Linked DNA regions of Homo sapiens: regions 1, 2 and 4 are each linked to region 3. Evidence: read pairs that join two places in POLR2A ChIA-PET (ENCODE). Cell type or tissue: MCF 10A. All regions are shown on one strand. Region 1 holds the start of LOC101929259 (a long non-coding RNA gene). Region 2 overlaps GTF2F2 (general transcription factor IIF subunit 2). Region 3 overlaps GTF2F2 (general transcription factor IIF subunit 2). Region 4 overlaps GTF2F2 (general transcription factor IIF subunit 2).

Region 1 (5,000 bases), 62 kb before region 3:
GTGGAGCAATTTTGAAAGTCAAGTCAGGGAATCTTAGACTCCTTATGGAGGGAATTTGTAGCAAGCTGGCAGCAGCAGTGGGCGTTTAATGTATGTGTTCATTCTCTTACTCCAATTTTAAGTGGGTTTCCCATCTTGAGGGAGTTGTTTTCTCCCATTTTCTCTGGCACCTGTCTTCTTATGCAAAATTGCGTGATGCTGTAAGTACTCTCATGAGATCGGGAGGTGGGGCAGGGAGTGAAAGCCTAGGGAAAAATAATTATATCAAGGAATCAGATTAAAGAGCTGTGAAACTTTAGAGCTAGAAGAGGACTGAAAAACTATTTGTCTTGTTCGCTGTTCTATCCCCAGAGCAATGAATATTCAATCAGTAATTATCGAATGTGTACATGAGTGAAGCATCACTCTTTCCCATTTTACAGATGGGAAATCTGCAGTCACAACGATGAATGATGCACCTATAGTTTCACAGGAAATTGGGGGAGCCAGAATTCTAAACTAGGCTTCTCAGACTTTCACATGCACAGCAATCACCTGGGGATATTTTTAAAATGCAGATTCTGGCCGGGCGCAGCGGCTCACGCCTGTAATCCCAGCACTTTGGGAGGCCACGGCGGGTGGATCACGAGGTCAGGAGATCAAAACCATCCTGGCTAACACAGTGAAACCCCGTCTCTACTAAAAATACAAAAAATTAGCCAGGTGTGGTGGCGGGCACCTGTAGTCCCAGCTACTCGGGAGGCTGAGCCAGGAGAATGGCGTGAACCTGGGAGGCGGAGCTTGCGGTGAGCCGAGATTGTGCCACCGCACTCCAGCCTGGGCTACAGATCGAGACTCCATCTCAAAAAAAAAAAAAAAAAATGCAGCTTCTGCTTCAGTAGGTCAGAGATGGGCCTCTAAATTCTACATTTCTAATAAAGCGCTGAGATAACTTAATATTGTTAGTCCTGGGACTACACTTTTTGGTTTTTTTTTGTTTTGAGACAGGGTCTTGCTCTATTGTCCAGGCTGGGGTGCAGTGGTGCCTTCATGGCTCACTACAGCCTTGACTTCCTGGGCTCAAGGATCCTCCCACCTCAGCTGCTCAAGAAGCTGGGACCACAGGCATGTGCTACTATGCCCGGCTAATTTTTTATTTTTTTGTAGAGACAGGCTCTAGCCATGTTGCCAAGGCTAGTGTTGAACCCCTGGCCTCAAGTGATCCTCCCACATCAGCCTCCCAAAGTTCTCAGATTACAGATGTGAGCCACCATGCTCGGCCACAGGCACCACACTTTGAATAGCAAGGTTCTAATCACACATTTCAAACTTCTTCTTCTTATTATTATTATTATTTTTTTGAGATGGAGTCTCACTTTGTCGCTCAGGCTGGAGTGCAGTGGCGCTATCTCAGCTCACTGCAACCTCCATCTCCCAGGTTCAAGTGATTCTTCTGCCTCAGCCTCCCAAGCAGCTGGGACTACAGACATGTGCCACCATGCCCAGCTAACTTTTATATTTTATGAAATATAAAAATATAGAGATGGAGTTTCACCACACTGGCCATGCTAGTCTTGAACTCCTGACCTCAAATGATCCACCTACCTCGGCCTCCCAAAGCGCTGGAATTACAGGCATGAGCCACCACCCCTAGCTCAAACTTCTCATAAGTATTCCTATGTTTAAAAAAAATATACAACTGGCTTTACCAGTTGTGCATTTTGTTTTACTCATTAAACTTGAGATTTTAAAACTGGGTTATGTTACAATCAGCCCTTATTGCATCACAAATGAGTATGTGGAGATTGTAAACTAAGTGAACTGACTTATCCAGTTGCCAAGGTGATGCAGGATTTTTCTCAACCCCTTTGTCAGACTTGTGACGGGGGTACCCCATTTACTCAGCCTGCCACGCTCAACCCCTTGCAGCAGGGAGCACATGAGTGAGCAAGTGCGGGATCTGGATGGCTGCTTTGGGTGCTTCCAGGAGCAGGCTGCGTGCAGGCCTGGCAGCAGTGCCCAGGTTGGGGTGCCTGCAACCCCTGAAGCTCCAGAGGGCATGTTACAGTGTTCTTTTAGCTCTGCCGTCTGTGGACAGTGGTGTGTTATCAGCTCAGTGAGCCCCTTGCCTCATCGTGTGGGGTGGCTGCCCTCTGCCAGTGAGCGCAAAGGGCCACTGTGACAGCCTTTTTTGGGTACCCACATTCAGTGGATCCCAAGCTCTTGTGTGGCATCTAAGATGAATGAGATAGCCCAGACACTTGAAGGATGGTGAAGGTGGAGAATTGTGTTAGGCAATGGGAAATGCCTCTCAGCAAAGAGGGGAGCCGGAGAGGGGACAGGACAGGCAAGTAATCTTCCCATGAAATCCGGCTGTCTCCAGCCGGCTCTTCCTTGTAGTCAAGCCTTCTCTCTGAAATTAAGCCATCTCTCCTCTGAAGCCCATCTGTCTCTCTGAAGGCAAGTCACCTCCCTCCAGTCAAGCCACTTCTCTCCCTCTACTGACTGAGTCTGGGGTCTTTATAGGCACAGGATAGGGGCATGGGGTGGGCCATAGGTAGTTTCAGAAAAGGCAACATTCAATCAGTAAAAAGACATTATTCAGAAAGAACCGATCGGAAGAGAGCCAGCAAACGGGGATAGACGTTCTCACTTTGGATGCAGGTTTCAGGCTTTTGGGCTCAAAGGTAGGGTTTTGCCAGGGACCCACCTGTCCGCCTAGAATTTCTCTGCTTCCTGCCTCTATCAAAGGGTATGGTTAAAATGAGAATTTTTTTTTGAAACAGAATCTTGCTTTGGTTGCCTAGGCTGAAATGCAGTGGCATGATCTTAGCTCACTACAACCTCTGCCTCCTGGGTTCAAGAGATTCTCACGTCTCAGCCACCTAAGTACATGGGATTACAGGCACGCACCAACACACCCAGCTAAGTTTTGTATTTTTATTAGAGATGGGGTTTCACCATTTTGGCTAGGCTGGTCTTGAACTCCTGACCTCAAATGATCCCACCTCAGCCTCCCAAAGTGCTGGGATTACAGGCATGAGCCACCCCATCCAGTCCTAGACCAAGGACCAAGGTTTTATGGTGCAGATTAAGCCTCCCTGTAGCAAGTTTCAGAGTTCTTATCAGACCTGAAAAGGTGCCCGACTCTTAAGTGAATTCTCTCCTAGATCAGGAAAAAGACTTGGAAAGCTAAAGGGACTTTTTTTTTTTTTTTTTTTTTTTTTTACAAAATGTAGATTTTCCCCACAAGAGGCAGCTTTGCAGGGTCATTTCAAAATATGTCAAAGAAATACATTTTGGAGTAAAATATTTTTATTTCTTTCAGGGCCTGCTCTCTGTCATGTGATGTTATACCAAAGTCAGGCTGGAATTTGGTGTCTTATTGCTACAAAAAGTCTGTTTCTTCAGTCTTAAGATTTCTGCTGTAATGTTAAAACTGCCTAGCTGTGCCTGAATTTCAAAGGGAGGAAAGTAAAATGAGGGATCTCAGACAACCCCCTTCCAATCACGACCTGAACTAGATTTTCAGGTTTACTTTGGAATGCCTTTGGCTGAGGCAGGGGGCAGGCATCAGTAAGTTGAGGTGCATAGAATTTTATTTTTGGTTTACATTATCATGAGACAAAAAAACTGGAAGTTGGAGGGCCATGTTGGAGCATGTGTTCAGTGGGTTCAAGCAAAGGGGAAAGGTTTGTCGATGTGTTTGTCCATGTCTCCTCACTCATTCTGGAGGAGTGCTTCTTCTGACCACCATACTGACACTCAAGCAGCCCAGCTACTCGGGAGACTGAGGCAAGAGAATTTCTTGAACCTGGGAGGCGGAGGTTGCAGTGGACTGAGATTGGGCCACTATATTCCAGCCAGGGTGACAAAGCAAGACTCCATCTCAAAAAAAGAGAAAACCTTGGTCTTCATAACCTCTTATCTTTTTTTAATTTTTCTTTTCTTTCTTTCTTTTTTTTTTTTTTTTGAGAGGGTAGCAGCAAGATCATGGCTCATGGCACCTTCAACTTCCTGGGCTCAAGTGATCCTCTCACTTCAGCTTCCCAAGTAACTAATAATTTTTTTATTTGTAGAGACAGGGTCTTGCTTATGTTGCCCAGGCTGGCCTAGAACTTTTGGCTGAAGCAATCCTCTTGCCTCGACCTCCCAAAATGCTGGGATTACAGGCATGAGCCACCACACTTGGCCCCAGATAGTTCTTTCTACTGATTCCAGGTCTTTAGATAATAACTCTTTCAACCAATTGCCAATCAGAAAATCTTTGAGTCCGCCTATGACCCAGAAGCCCCCACTTCTTGTTATTCCACCTTTCTAGACCAAACCAATGTACATCTTACATGGATTTGTTGCGGGACCTTTCCTTAGTTCAGCTAAAGACGGGGTTCCTTGTCCCACAGCCGCCAAAGTTTAGGCTTGCAGATGGTTTGAAGGATGAGTAAAACAGGGTATTATTGGGTGAAAAGGAATAAAAGGGGGAACAGGGACTCTCCGCAAGGTCGGAGTTACTCTAGTGTGCTTCCCGCCTTGCAGTTTGAATCCTAGGTTCCACACAGGAAGAGGAGGGGCCAGGCTCCTCCCCGCTACCAACGGGGTGAACCTCTGTAGCTCCACCCCAGTGCGCAGGCCGGTTGAAGTTTTGCCAGGGACCCCTCCCGGACCCCTCCCACCCGGCTGTCTCATATTGATTGATGTCTATGTCTCTCTAAAATGTATAAAACCAAGCTGTAGCCCGATCACTTTGGGCACATGTTGTTAGGACCTCCTGAGGCTGTGCAACAGGCATGTCCTTAACCTTGGCAAAATAAACTTCTAAATTGATTGAAACTCACCTCAGATACTTTTTGGTTTACAGTTGATTAGTTAAGCTTAGAACAGTTTGTCCCCCTGAAACCAGCTAACCACAGAGAATACCCTCTCCTCTTCAGATTACTGAGACTTTCCCTGCTTGCAAAAGAACCCAAACCATAAAAGTCACCCCATCTGTAACTTGTTTCCCGACCGGAAAAAAAAAAGTC
Region 2 (5,000 bases), 70 kb after region 3:
CAAAAGGGTCGAGGAAGTGAAAAATGGGGATACTAGTCTAAGTAAAATAGATAATTGTGATATGATAAAGAGCAGAAGAGGAATAAAACAGTTACTTTTTATTCATTTGCACCAACTATGCAGTTTGTCTGAAAGTGACCCTGTCTCCTGTGAAGAAAATTATATAACCTTCTTGAGTCATATTTTAATATGACGAGGAATATTGAGAAAAATAATTTTTGAGACTAGTTAAAAAAATGGTTATCATGAGTAATCTGTATAATTTCAGGAGATGTTCCAATGAAATGATTTTTTTCTACTTTTGTTAAACTCAGACATTCTATTCACTACTGGTTGAAAGTCATATGACGAATTGATTTGAGTACCCTAAAAGATTAAATCTAAAAAATATTATACCTAAAGATCAGTGAATTCTTTGAATCAGATATATAAGAAATTACCCAAAGCTGTAAACTGCCATATTTTTATGTTTTTCGGTGCTGTGGTTAAATTATAATTGATTATAATTAGCACTTCCATGAACATTGCATGTTTTACCTGCAGCTGAATGACATTTAGGAAGAAATTTTTTTAATCTTTGAAAACATCAGAAGAGATAGTGCTTTCTGATCTAATATAGCTAAATATCCCCTATCAGAATACATAAAGGATGAACACAGATTTTACAAGTCTTGATTCTAAAATCCAATATGTAAACTAAATAAATATTAAAAGTTGTGCTTATTCAAATAACTCCCATACATTTCTGTTCAATATGGGTACTGGAGTGATAATAAGATGTACAATAATAGCTAAAATATACTGAATACATACTATGGGACAGGCCATTTACTAAGTGTTTTATAAAGGTTATCTCACTTATTTCTGTTATAATTCTCATTGTTTTCCATGAGAGCACCAAAGGACTAAAGAAGTTGAATAACTTGACCAAGGTCACACCTAGGGATGGACCTGTAACTTAAAATCAGAGCTTGGTTTCAGACCTGCCATACCATGGTACATTCTTTTACTCTAAGTATTATTTAAGGCTATTCTGTATGCCATGAATTTGCTTTAGTCTCTGATTTTTAATGCAAAGTTACTGGCATGGATCAAAAACAAAAGATACTTCATTTTTGCTCTCTTTAATATTGAGTTATAAACATTACTGGTTCTTCTGATAGAAAAGCTTTCATCCCCACTCCTGGGAACCATATCAAATTATTTAGGCACTTTATTTGGAGTTAGAGTTTGAAAAGGTTTCTGTTTGTTTGTTTGTTTGTTTTTGAGATGAAGTCTCACTCTGTAGCCCAGGCTGGAGTGCAGTGGCGTCATCTCAGCTCACCGCAACCTCTGCTTCCCAGGTACAAGCCATTCGCCTGCCTCAGCCTCCAGAGTAGCTGGGATTACAGGTGCACACCGCTGCACTCGGCTGATTTTTTGCATATTTAATAGAGAAGAGGTTTCACCATGTTGGCCAGGCTGGTCTTAAACTCCCAACCTCAGGTAACCCACTCACTTCAGCCTCCCAAACTGCTAGGATTACAGGCATGAGCCACCACGCCCGGCCTGAAAAGTTTTTAAAGAATGAAACTCAAGTATTTTCTCATTCATCATCCATTGGAGTTTAAGGTGATTTTATTTCTATCATGGAAAGAATAGCCACTTGGTCATGTATTGAGGAGTAATAAATGGTCCCTGATCAGCTCAACGTTTTTTCCCCTCATATATTTCTGCTTTATGCCTGTACTAAAATAGTGTCTAGAGTGCGTGATTAACAGGAAAAGCATTAGCAGTAAGTTTCTTCTATCACATGCTGTCCCTTATGCCTCCCCTCCCTCTTCCCACTCCCTTGTTCCTCTTCCCTGTCACACACACATTTATTTTGGAATCCGAACTTTCGAGATGAAAAGCAGTTTACTTTCATAAAGTAGCATGACACATCATGCCTGACTTGAAGTAAAGAAAAAAAAAAAATAGTCGGGTGCAGTGGCTCACGCCTGTAATCCCAGCACTTTGGGAGGCCGAGGCAGGCGGATCACCTGAGGTTGGGAGTTCGAGACCAGCCTGACCAACATGGAGAAACCTCGTCTCTACTAAAAATACAAAATTAGCCGGGTGTGGTGGCGCATGCCTGTAATCTCAGCTATTTGGGAGGCTGAGGCAGGAGAATCTCTTGAACCTGGGAGGCAAAGGTTGCGGTGAGCCGAGATGGCGCCATTGCACTCCAGTCTGGGCAATAAGAGCGAAATTCCATCTCGAAAAAAAAAAAAAAAGGAAAAAAAGGAAAAGAAAAATATATATTGCAGTGAATAAATTGAAAGTAATCAAAATGTATAATTATTTGGACAAAATCTCCAGGCAGTACAGTCTTAGGTATCTTGTTGCTCACAGATTCATGAGAAGCAGTTGTTAGGTGAGCTGCCTGCCTCCCTGGCCCCTCCCCAGTTTGGGCATCTGTGTGCTTGCTTGCAACCAGAGTGCTGGTGACTTAGAAGTAACGCCACTGCTTAAGGTAAAAGTATCCCCTGAACATACCTTCAAGTTCCAGATAAAGAGATTTCAAAAGGAAAGAATCTAAGAGATAAGGAAACTACGTAAGATAGTAGAAATGTTCTGATCATAAGTTAAGATATTTATATTTTGGACTGTTTAGTGGAAATCTTGTGTTGTCTAGCTAACAGAGGTAATATAGTGACTCTCTGGAATGCTGGTGATATACTCTTCCTAAAGAAGTGATAGTTAGGCAGTGGATTGACAGTCTTACAGTGTTTCTTTGAAAAACAGAAGTTGGGCAGTAATTTAAAAAAATAAAACAAGACAGGCACAAAAAGACTCCATTAGTCTGTCATCTATTTGACCTTACTCAACACATACCAAAAACTTGTGGGTGCTTGTTGTTTCTAACAGAAATCTTGGAGAAAACCAAGTCCAGTGTGAATCATCATTCCCTCACTGGGCATAGGCCCTTTCGGAACACATTTGAATCAGATGTATAAGAAATTACCCAAAACTGTAAGCTGCCGTATTTTTATGGCATATAATGGACATAGTGTGGACATTATATATTTTCTTAAATAGCTATAAATATTTTAAATTGGGATAGTATATATTTAATAAGCTTTAAAATATGCCTGCATTGCTTCATTATATCTAAGATGCAATTATGATACAGGTGATGAACACAAAACAAGGAATCTTGAATTTTTTCCCCCACTCTGCCCCTTACAAGCTTTATGGTCATGGGCATGTCACAATTCTGCCAGGACTTAATTAGGGATTTGAATTATATGAGAATATAGAAGAATTCAACTCAGTATTAAGTCTTTCACTAAGAGGGAGCTATTAGGTTGAATCTTATGAAGATGCTAGTTTTATATACCAAAAATGTTCCAATTTCTGTATTATGTAGAGGGATTTTTTTTTTTTTTTTTTTTTTTTTTAGTTCTTAGCCTGAACACCAACTGCCATGCACTCTCCTAAGAACAATCTAGGAGAGCCCATCAGCCAACTCATGGATTCACCTTAGGATGGGAGCATGGGGATGGAAGGGAAGGGAATTGCTTTTCCTTTCATAAGACTGTAGTCTTGATGCCAGTGGTTATTTCCCACTTGTGTCATGACTTTGCTGCTTCTAGTAATAACTCTTTGTTGCTGCTTTGTTTAAAACAAAAAACCCCTGGAATATAGATATATATAGATCAGGACAGCCAACTAGTGGCCTGGTGTAGCTAGTGTATGTTTTTTTGGTTTTGAAAGGGTTTTCTGTTGGTTTGGTTTGGTATGGGAGAATTGCTCATTTTAAAAATTGAATTAGTTAGCAATATTTGTTAAGTGATTTCACAGAAAATTATAATTACTGGCCGGGCAGAGTGGCTCACACCTGTAATCCCAGCACTTTGGGAGGCCAAGGTGGTTGGATCACCTGAGGTCAGGAGTTTGAGACCAGCCTGGCCAACATGGTGAAACCCTGTCTCTACCAAAAATACAAAAATTAGTCAGGCATGGTGGTGGGCGCCTGTAATCCCAGCTACTCAGGAGGCTGAAGCAGGAGAATCGCTTGAACCTGGGATGCGGAGGTTGCAGTGAGCTGAGATCGCACCGTTGTACTCCAGCCTGGGTGACAAGAGGAAAACTACCTCTCAAAAAAAGGAAAGAAAATTATAAATTCTTGTCTGAGCATGGTGGCTCATGCCTGTAATCCCAGCACTTTGGGAGGCCCAGGTGGGCGGATCACTTGAGCTCAGGGGTTTGAGACCAGCTGGGCAACATGGCAAAACCCTGTTATTACAAAAAAAAAAAAAAAAAATTAGAAAAAATTAGTCGGGTGTGGTGGCATGCATCTTTTATCCCAGCCACAAGGGCAGCTGAGGCAGGAGGATCAAATGAGCCCAGGAGGTTGAGGCTGCAGTGTGTCGTGATCATACCACAGACCACTGCACTCTCCAACCTGGGCAACAGAATGAGACCTTGCCTTAAAAAAAAGTAAATAAATATAAAATATATATATATATATATATATCTGCATTCTTAAATAGTTAGAAGATCTGATAATAAACACTGTGCCTACATTCCTACAGGGTGATAAACAGCTAGAGCTGAGTACTTGCTACCCACCTGGGGTGGAGCATATTCTCTATTTTCTGGTTCACTCTAGCCCCAGCTTCTCTCTCTTATGTTCTACTGCACTGGACAGGCCCCTGTAGACATTTGAGTTTGTGATTCTCTTCCACCATCCAATAGATTTTCTGCAATGGTAGAAGTGTGTTATATCTTTGTTGTCCAGTATGATAGCCACTAGCTACATGTGGCAATTAAGCACTTGAAATGTGGCTAGTGTCCTTGAGGAGGCGAATTCTTAATTTTATTTATTTTTAATTAATTTAAATAGACACGGCTAGTGGCTACCATATTGGACAGTTCAAGTCAATAATGGAGTATTTTCCTTTATTGGCTATTTCCTACAGAGTGAAAAGCAAGCCTTAATGCATTTTATATCTATTCTCTTAAATGCTGAATCT
Region 3 (5,000 bases):
TTCTGCAGAACTGTTTGAGGGATTTGGCTGATAAGGAAATGACAGAATAGAAAATTATTTCTGGAATAGTACTGAGGTACTGATGTCAAACTGGAGCCAGTGTTAGGGAAAGTACGAAAGCTGTGTTCACTGAGCTTCATATGGATTGTTTTCAGATTGCATCAAGTTAAAGTTAACAAGCAGATGAGTTTAGAAAGAAAATCTTGTCAATCCACTATGACCAGACTTTAGGGAATAGGGGGCTTTAAAATAAAAGTCAAAGTAAAATAGAAGTAGGTGGTATGAGAATTCGTATGATGAATGGAATAAAAAATGTTATTTAATGTAATAGAGTGAATATGAATAGGGACTATATTGGTATATCCCAGTAGGGACATTATATACAACTTGTATACAAGCCTCAATTTAGAGTATGAATTTCTTCCCTGGAATATTGATAAATAATTGAGAAACCAATTTTGTCTTGAGTTTAAAATCTCTTGAAAGTTAGGTCCATTTATATATCTTTAATACAAAACTGACTAATTAAACATGTTTAAGTTCTGAAAGAAAACCTTATTCTTATATGTTCCTACCAGCCGTTAGACAGCTGTGGCCTGCCCAGAAGCGAAACTCTGGTAGTGGCCAGCACACTTTGAAAGACTGCTCTGTTTAAAAAGAAATGCAGTTGAAGTCTTTTTTTTTTTTTTTTAAAGAACTTCGTGTATGTGTATCAGCCCACAAATTCTTGCTTATACAGACTGTATCATTAGCTATTTCAAAATAATAAAGGGTAAAAAGCCCTACAGACACATACTATACATACTATTTTACTATTTTTTTTTTTTTTTTTTTAAAGATGGAGTCTCGCTCTGTTGCCCAGGCTGGAGTGCAGTGTTGCAGTCTCGGCTCACTGCAACCCCCGCCTCCCTGCCTCAGCCTCCCAAATAAATGTTACTTCAGACTCCTGCCACCACACCCAGCTAATTTCACCCAGCTATTTTTTTTTTTTTTTTTTTTGAGATAGAGCCTTGCTGTGTCACCAGGCTGGAGTGCAGTGGTGCTATCTCAGCTCACTGCAACCTCCGCCTCCCAGGTTCAAGTGATTCTCCTGCCTTAGCCTCCCAAGTAGCTGGGACTACAGGTGCGCACCACCACACCCAGCTAATTTTTTTGTATTTTTAGTAGAGATGGGGTTCTACCATGTTGGCCAGGATGGTCTTGATCTCTTGACGTCGTGATCTGCCCGCCTGGGCCTCCCAAAAGTGCTGGGATTACAGGCGTGAGCCACCGTGCCCGGCCCCCCAGCTGATTTTTGTGTTTTAAGTAGCAATAGGCTTTCACCATGTTGGCCAGGCTGGTTTCAAACTCCTGACCTCAAGTGATCCTCCCACCTCAGGCCTCCCAAACCTCCCAAGTGCTGGAATTACAGGCATGAGCCACCACGCCCAGCCTCACTTGTTTCCCCCCAGTCTAAAAGAACCTTTCTTGAGAATATTTTATGGTTGAAAGTTGTGGCATTTTCTGTTGATAGAGGGAAAAAAAAGTACACCACCCAGTGTTGTTTACAGCTTCAGTTTCTTTTATATAGCTATGCAGAACTTAATGACTATGATGATTTGACACATTTTTTTCCTTACTGTATAATGTGTTATGTGTCAGACTTTTCTTGAGAGAAAGATCTGTACCGTTTAGCAAAGAAAAAAGTCTGGTTTAGAGCACTTCTCAACCCCTTTTCTGCTGCTTCTAGGTGAAGGCTGATGTGTCTTTACATTCACAAGTTTGGGACAGACTCCTATAGATTAGGGGCTGTGGCATAGATGCCCCAGGTGCTGTCAGTGTTCGCCCATAGCCTCTCAAGGCCTTGCCGTTACTGTGCACACTAGCCAACTTTTACATCTCGGCACCTTTGTCTGCCTGAGAGCTTCTCTTGCTGCCAACTACTCTGCCTGCCTGGAGGGCAGGCCAGAAATGCCAGGATTTTAACACTCACTTTGGGAGTGGCGTTCAGCCAATATCTGCCAGGAGTTGTTAGTTGATAAACACCCAGCTCCTTTAATCCTCAGGTAGGGTGACTAAGGCACATATTAAGCAACAGTTGTCCTTAGTAGTATCCAGCTGGTACTGGTTTTCTACACTAATCATTTTATAGGCTCATTTCTTCTTCCTCATTTTTCCAACCCTCAGTGTTTTCTGACAAATAAACTACCTGAACTTTATTTATTTATTTTTTTGAGACAGGTTTTCACTCTGTCACCCAGGCTGTAGTGCAGTGCCCCGATCTCGGTTCATGGCACCCCCTACCTCTGGGGCTCTAGTGATTTCCCCACCTCAGCCTCCTGAGTAGCTGGAGCTGCAAGTGTGTGCCACCACACCTGGCTGGCTTCCTTCCTTCCTTCCTTCCTTCCTTCCTTCCTTCCTTCCTTCCTTCCCTCCCTCTTTCCTTCCCTCCCTCTTTCCTTCCCTCCTTGCTTCTCTCCCTCCTTCCCTCCCTCCCTCCCTCCCTCCCTCCTCCTTCCTTCCCTCCCTCCCTCCTTCCCTCCTTCCTTCTTTCCCTCTTTCCCTCCTTACCTCCTTCCCTCCTTCCTCCCTCCTTCCCTCTTTCCCTCCTTCCCTCCTTCCTTGGTTTCACCCCGTTGCCCAGGCTGGGATTTCTCCATGTTGGCCAGGTTGGTTTCGAACTCCTGACCTCAAGTGATCCGATCGCCTCGGCCTCCCAAAGTTCTGGGATTACAGGCGTGAGCCACTGTGCCCGCCCCTGCTCCAAATTCATAGGTTGAAGTCCTAAACCCAGGTACCTCAGAATGTGACTGTATTTGGAGATAAGACCTGTAAAGAGGCGATGAATTTAAAAAGAGGCAGTGGCAATTGACTGGTGTCCTTATAAGAAAAGGAAATTTGGACACTCAGGAGAGACTGGGGTTGCACATGCACAGAGGAATGACCATGTGAGGAGGCCACAATTGAGTGGCCATCTGCAAGCCCAGGAGCTGAGCCTTAGAAGAAGCCAAAGTTGTAGGCACCTCGATCTTGGACTTCAGCCCCCAGTACTATGAGAAAATACCTTCCTGTTGCTTAAGCCACCCAGTCTGTGGAAATTTGTTATGGCAGCCCCAGCAAACTAATGCAGTGTGATTTAATACTTGTGATTTAGTTTTTTGAACTAAGAAGTCTAGTTGAGGATTTTTAGAAAAATTGATTTTCTTCTTGTGTTTTGCTTTTTTGTTACTAAAATTTTAATTGAAACATAACCTACATTTAAGAAAACAGCACAAATCATAAGTTTATACTGTTGATTTCTCACAAAGTGAACACATCCCTGTAACCACCACTCAGGTAACAAAAGAACATCGTCAGCTATGCTTTGATTTTTGAATCCATGGATCCAGTATCAAATTTTCTAGACTAATTTTTTTTACATGTCTTCAGTAACTTATTCCCTTTTAAATATAGATTACTATTTTTTAACCTTCAAGCATAAGTTTACATGGACACAACCAGTATTGTTTAGAAATGTTGCAATATTAGAAATATTAAGCTTCTTAAGAACTAGGTTTTTAACACAAACCAGAGAGTTATAGTTCCAACATTTATTTTATTTTATTTGATTTTTAATAAGAGACTGGTTATTTATTTATTTATTTAGAGACAAGGTCTTGCTCTGTCACCCAGGCTGGACTGCAGTGCTATGATCTCAGTTCACTGCAACCTCTAACTTCTGGGCTCAAGCGATCTTCCCACCCCAGCCTCCCAAATAGCTGGGACTACAGGCATATACCACCACACCCAGCTAATTTTTTAAAATGTTTTTTGTAGAGACAGGGTCTCATTTTCTTGCCCAGGCTGGTCTCAGACCCCCCCTGCCTTGGCCTGCCAAAGTGTTGGGATTATAGGTGTGAGCCACTGTGCCCAGCTGAGACTGGTTATCTTTGTAACACGCATAGTCTGGTAAATTTATCATTACATGGGCTCCAATTAATTTTTCTTTCTCCCACTTAACATCTTTTAAAATTTTTTTCTGACAAGGCTTAGAAGCAAATAAAAGCTTTTGTGGAAAGTGAATGTCAGTTGAGTCAGTGATGCAGGTAATTTATTTGAATTACTTTTCATGAGTTTTGCAGTCTTGAAATCATCTCCAACAAATGACTTTTTTTTCAGCTAGTGAGGTACTCTGTACACAGAATATTTTCCCCTTGAAACTGTCTTTCTGAGTAAATTATATTCTAATGGAAAGGTTCTGTGGCTTTGAAGTAGTTATTCCTGAAAGCTGGAAAATATAGAGAATCTGCATACAAGAAAGACTAGGGGCTGCAGTCAGAGAAAGGATCAGAGGTGGTATCTGAGAGAACCATCATGAGATCAGAAGAATGGTCCCTGGAGGAATTGGAGAAGTCTAGATGCAAGAGAAGGGTTGGAATGAAAAGGATGTGGCTTCCAACTGACTGAGGGGAGATTGTAATGAAAGCCCAGTGAAGGTAGTAGCAGTGTGATCTGTCATACTGGGAGGGTAGCAGAGAGAGTGGAGGAAGATCATGGTGGTCAGTCAGAATGGTAACAGACAGTTGGCTCAGGCAGCAGCAGAAATTAAATAGGCAGCAATTTAGTAGAGAGAAAGCAACGTTGCTTGCATGAGGTGACATAGCCGTGAAAATGCTACTGCCTAAAACCCTATCTTTTTTTTTTTTTTTTTTTTTTTTTTGAGACAGAGTCTTGGTCTGTCACCCAGACTGCAGTGCAGTAATTCGATCTTGGCTCACTGCAACCTCCGCCTCCCAGGTTCAAGCGATTCTCCTGCCTCAACCTCCTGAGTAGCTGGGACTACAGGTGCATGCCACCAGGCCCAGCTAACTTTTCTGTTTTTTAGTAGAGATGGAGTTTCGCCATGTCGGCCAGGCTGATCTCGAATTGGTGATCCGCCCACCTTGGCCTCCCAAAGTGCTGGGATTACAGTCATGAGCTGCAGCACCCAGCCTAAAACCATATCTTGACTTTAATTCAACTTTAAAAGAAACAGGTTTAAG
Region 4 (5,000 bases), 90 kb after region 3:
AGTACTTTTTAAATATCTGCTTCGTGTCTGAGATACATACCCCTGGTGAATAAAGTAAGTACAAACATGTTATATTCTGAACTCCTTAGTATATAAAGCTATAGCACCCTCTATAAAGATAATTAACATTAAGTGACATTTTAGTTCAAGATATCAACCTTTGTTAAGGTTGTCATAGTGAAAATGAGTCATTATAGTAATGAATCTTTGATTAAGATTTTTACATCCAAACAAAGATTGACTATAATCTACCACATTGCATTTGAATGTTTAATCATTATTTCTTTTGGGAGTAAACCAGGATAGGCACCTGCATAGCTTTAAAAAACATATTCAGTATTGTAGTGTAATACCAACTATAGAAAGAGTATAACATTTTTGTTATTTATTAGAAGAGGACATTGACTTTTAAAAGACTGAGAAACATAAACGAACACAGGTCAGCAAGAATGATTTAGAGGAAGCATAATAAAGACTTTTAATAAAAAATTTTAACTCGATATAATGTTGAAATGTTTTGAAAGTCTTGCCAGATAAAGTTATATAAACATGAAGCTCAGTGTTTCATTCTAACAGTTGAGCTTCTTTGAATGCAATTTTCAGAATAAAAATTCAAAAAAAATTTGTACAAAAAAGTGAAAGAGGGACTGGGAAATTGCATATGTATTTGAAAAACAATGTTCCTACATTTGGTCAGAAAGAAACTACCTTGCATTTACCCACAGTTTTTTCACCCACCTATGGCAAATAGATGAATTTACCTGTATATATGTAAAGAAAATATCCAATTTTGTTCTTGGAGCTATTCTAAGAATTAAATTCAGATTTATCTTTTTAGTTCACAAACTATCTGGGTATAATGTCTGTCATACTTGCCATTCAGAAACCATCTACTGGGCCAAAAAGAATTATATGATTATTTTTATCTCTTAGAATACTCCATTGAAATCGCACCCCTGAAAACCATCTTCTTACTAGGATATGACATGTCAGGTTTTTTTTCCCTAAGTGGCATTTCCTGTACCTTAAATCTTCATTGAGTGTCTGAAACTTGAATCAGTTCATGTAGGTCAGCATTTTCCACAGTAAATTTTTTGTAACATTAACTAGGTGAGATGGTCACATAAAAAGGATTCTGTGTTTAAAAAACTTGTAGTTTCTGATTATATCCTCCTCTTAAATTGACACTTCACTTTAATATACTCAAGATTAGTAAGCTTTAGGAATTTGTTTAATCCTGCACTTACAAACATTTGAACATCAAATTTCCCCCCATTGTTTGAAGTAGTGAAAACAGACATTGGGAAATAATGGAGATGTCAAAGTATGGTTTACAAGAGGGCCCACTGGGTGAGGGGGAAAATTATTATATTTATATTATTATAAAACTTACATGTATCTTGTTTGGCACCTAGTAAAGGAAAGAAACTGAGCTTTAGAAATACTATGTAGATTGACCCTGGCATCTTTTTGCAGCTCCTGTGCTAGTCGGTCGTTTTTCAGCAGAAGAGCGGAAATGGGACAGGACAGAGGGGTTGAGCGTTGTGCCTTCATGTTTTCATTTGCTTTCAGCTTTTTAGCATTGGTGCTCAATTCAGAGATTTACAGATTATAGTATCTATTTTTAACTAAACTCAGTCTCAACAAATGATTTCTGCAGAGAAACTGTCAATTAGAGATAATACTAATAAACCAAGCATATGTGAACAAGAAAGTGAAAAACTGAACTTCTCTTGCTTCTAAAAATGGTTTATCAGTCAATCTTTGAGGTGACAAACAGTGATGATGTAATCAGATCTGAAAAGAACTTGGCCCTTCCAAAAAGGAAATTATCAGTATCATTTTAAATATGGCTTGTCATGCCCTGTCTTTAATGATGACTCAGTTAGTGTCTATGGTGGAATCAAAAACAACTCTAGATATTCCAAGCAGAAAAGAATGTAATGTAGGGAGTTAGTTACAAATGATTTAGGAATACCAAATGGATGGGCTGGAGTTGCAAAAGGAAGAAGAGATCAGGAAGCTGCTGCAGAGGTGCTCCTGCAATACAAAAAAAAAAAAAGAAGAAAAATCTCCCTCCCTCCCACTTTCATTCTCCTATTGGCAGAACCCCAGCTGGAAACCCGCTAGCAAGGGAATCTTGGAAATGTAGCCTGCAGACCTCTTGCCACCCCACCCTTACCACCAAGGCTAGAGTTGAAGACTTGTTGCAAAATAACTGGCAAAGTGGCCCTTGACCTTTGTGAGTGTTGTACCTTGTTATATTAGCTTAGCTATTGCTGATACAAAGCTATCACGGTGTTCAATGTATTTAAAAACTAAGCATACAGAACATGAATGCAAATCACTGTATTTTGAGAGCAAAACGAAAACGTATTTTGTAGTTTTGACAAAACTTACTCTTAAAATTATACTCTTTCATCCCTTTAAAATTTTTTATCTTGTGTATGCTTATATCTATTTATAAATACAGTAGTACGTTTGTCCAGTTTATAAAGATATATGCATAGCTCATGCTTTTAATTTTTTGCTCACAAAGGTGTATAATCAAAGTTATAGAGTCAGCTGATGCGTAAGGTTCTTTGCAACTCCCTCCAACTTTGAATCCAAGTAAGGGCGACTCTGTGTGTTCTGGTTGACTTTGTGAACATCGTATCTAGCCTATGTAAATTTCATAGCATTCTTTTATGTATTTCATGGCCTCTTATAAACTTTCTCATAAGGAATTCCTTTTCTTCTCATAAGGAATCATGTCCTCTGTTGTCTAGACATTTGTTTTCGGTGTTGCTGTATACTAGAATCACCTGGGAAGCTTTTAAAGAAGAAAAATAGGCCGGGTGCGGTGGCTCACACCTGTAATCCCAGCACTTTGGGAGGCCAAGGCAGGTGGATTACCTGAGGTCAGAAGTTCGAGACCAGCCTGACCAACCTGGTAAAACCCCGTCTCTACTAAAAGTACAAAATTAGCTGGGTATTGTGGCACATGCCTGTAATCCCAGCTACTTGGGAGGCTGAGGCAGGAGAATTGCTTGAACCCGGGAGGCGGAGGTTGCAGTGAGCCAAGGTCATGCCACTGCACTCCAGTCTGGGCAACAAGAGCGAAACTCCATCTCAAAAAAAACAAAACAAAACAGAAAAATACCCTCAGAAACTGATTTGGTTAATCTAATGGGGAGGCCAGCCATCTTAAGTTTTTAAGCTTCTTGGGTAATTCTAGTATGCAGCCACTGAACCAAAGAGATGAGAACTTTTTATAGTTCTGCCATCTCCTGTTGAGGGTGGGGTGTTCAGTAATGGTACTTAGAAGGAAACCTCTTTCTCGCAAACCTAGAACTTTTTTTTTTTTTTTTTTTTTTTTTTGTGAGACAGAGTCTCGCCCTGTTGCCCAGGCTGGAGTGCAGTGGCACAATCTCGGCTCACTGCAAGCTCCGCCTCCCGGATTCATGCCATTCTCCTGCCTCAGCCTCCCAAGTAGCTGGGACTACAGGCGCCCGCCACCACACCTGGCCAATGTGATCCACCCATCTCGGCCTCCCAAAGTGTTGGGATTATAGGCGTGAGCCACTGCGCCTGGCCAAACCTAGAACTTTTAAAAAGAATTAATATTTCTTTTCTTTGTTAGAATTTCTGCCCCACAGTTTGAAAAAATAAGTTTTCTCTCTCTCATTTTTTTTTTTCTTATTTCTGGTAAAAGCTCTTGGCCAGAAAGAACTCGAAAACCTTAACTGTGCTCAGATGGGTAAGAGAAAAAAAAGAAAAGCTTACTTAGTAAACTGGTTGTTGAGGTAAACCCCCAGGAACTAGAAAGGAAATTCATTTTTATGCATATATGCTCTGTTCCCTTCAGTGTGGCAGCCGACTGTGTTAGTCTGCAGAACTAAGATTTGGGGTTTGAGTGGTTGATCTTTTAAAGTTCTATGCATAAATTTGAATTTTCCTAAATAAAAAGGATGTTTGTAGGACTATATCATGAGGGCTTTTCAGTAATATTTGCCTGTTATAATACATAGTATAAGTATACTACATGCTTTGTCCATTTGAATTTGCACACAAAGGACTGACCAATTCTAAAGAAATAATTTCCTCCCAAGAGATAATGACACACTAGGCAGAAATAGAAGCATTAGTTGAGGGGAGGGGGAATAATATCTCATAAGGATTTAACATGCAGAACCATGATATTCAAAGCTGTCATGCTCACTTCAAAAGTTAAAAGGCTTTACAAAGACTGCCTTGACAAAACACAGTATTTCTGCAAACAATAATCTAGAAGTTTATAGATGTCTGTATTATAAATTTTAATTGGTAGTGGGTGGCATTTATAATTTTAGTCAGTGATTACAGCTTCAGTAATGATGGTTGAACATATATATACCAAATCCACAAAGGATTGTCAACATTTGGTTGCATTTTAGTCAAGAATAGGCTGGGCGTGGTGGTTCACACCTGTAATCCCAGCACTTTCGGAGGCTGAGGCGGGTGGATCACTTGAGTTTGAGACCAGCCTTGAGTTTGAGACCAGCCTGGGCAGTATAGCCAGACCTACCTCTTCAAAAAAATTTTAAAAATTGGCTGGGTATGGTGGCATGCCCCTGTAGTTCCTGGAGTTCGAGACCAGCCTGGCCAACGTGGTGAAACCCTGTCTCTAATAAAAATACAAAAATTAGCCAGGCATGGTTGCACACGCCTGTAATCTCAGCTATTCAAGAGGCTGAGGCAGGAGAATCACTTGAACACGGGAGACGGAGGCTGCAGTGAGGTGAGATTGCGCCACTGCACTCCAGCCTAAGCAACAGAGTGAGACCCCATCTCAAAAAAGAAAAGGTTTGGGGGCCGGGTGCAGTGGCTCAAGCCAGTAATCCCAGCACTTTGGGAAGCCGCAGTGGGCGGATCATGAGATCAGGAGATCAAGACCATCCTGGCTAACACGGTGAAACCCTTTCTTTACTGAAAATACAAAAAATTAGCTGGGTGTGGTGGCACGCGCCTGTAGTCCCAGC

Evidence for each region. ChIA-PET counts read pairs that join two places held together with the same protein. Peaks named below come from ENCODE experiments on the same cell type or tissue, not always from the same donor. Only the 100,000 strongest peaks of a DNase experiment are listed, where the experiment ranks them.
Region 1: POLR2A ChIA-PET joins it to region 3 with 7 read pairs; 10 of 35 experiments call an interaction of 5 or more read pairs at or near these places.
Region 2: POLR2A ChIA-PET joins it to region 3 with 7 read pairs; 10 of 35 experiments call an interaction of 5 or more read pairs at or near these places.
Region 4: POLR2A ChIA-PET joins it to region 3 with 6 read pairs; 5 of 35 experiments call an interaction of 5 or more read pairs at or near these places.

The regions. Positions count from the first base shown.
Region 1 is chr13:45,104,351-45,109,350 of GRCh38, forward strand. LOC101929259 (a long non-coding RNA gene) reads left to right here and starts at 1,929. Exons shown (of 3, transcript NR_120424.1): 1 at 1,929-2,079; 2 at 2,787-2,884. RefSeq lists a silencer at 4,700-4,759. In MCF 10A, no CTCF peak of the experiment used is centred here; no DNase peak of the experiment used is centred here.
Region 2 is chr13:45,236,706-45,241,705 of GRCh38, forward strand. The region is part of intron 5 of GTF2F2 (general transcription factor IIF subunit 2); the gene reads left to right. The region is part of intron 1 of LOC105370190 (a long non-coding RNA gene); the gene reads right to left. Among named protein-coding and RNA genes, the nearest start is that of KCTD4, 38 kb to the left of the region's middle. In MCF 10A, a CTCF peak has its summit at 3,667; a DNase peak (open chromatin) is centred at 2,886.
Region 3 is chr13:45,166,418-45,171,417 of GRCh38, forward strand. The region is part of intron 4 of GTF2F2 (general transcription factor IIF subunit 2); the gene reads left to right. Among named protein-coding and RNA genes, the nearest start is that of KCTD4, 32 kb to the right of the region's middle. In MCF 10A, no CTCF peak of the experiment used is centred here; a DNase peak (open chromatin) is centred at 1,984.
Region 4 is chr13:45,256,314-45,261,313 of GRCh38, forward strand. The region is part of intron 6 of GTF2F2 (general transcription factor IIF subunit 2); the gene reads left to right. Among named protein-coding and RNA genes, the nearest start is that of KCTD4, 58 kb to the left of the region's middle. In MCF 10A, no CTCF peak of the experiment used is centred here; a DNase peak (open chromatin) is centred at 2,148.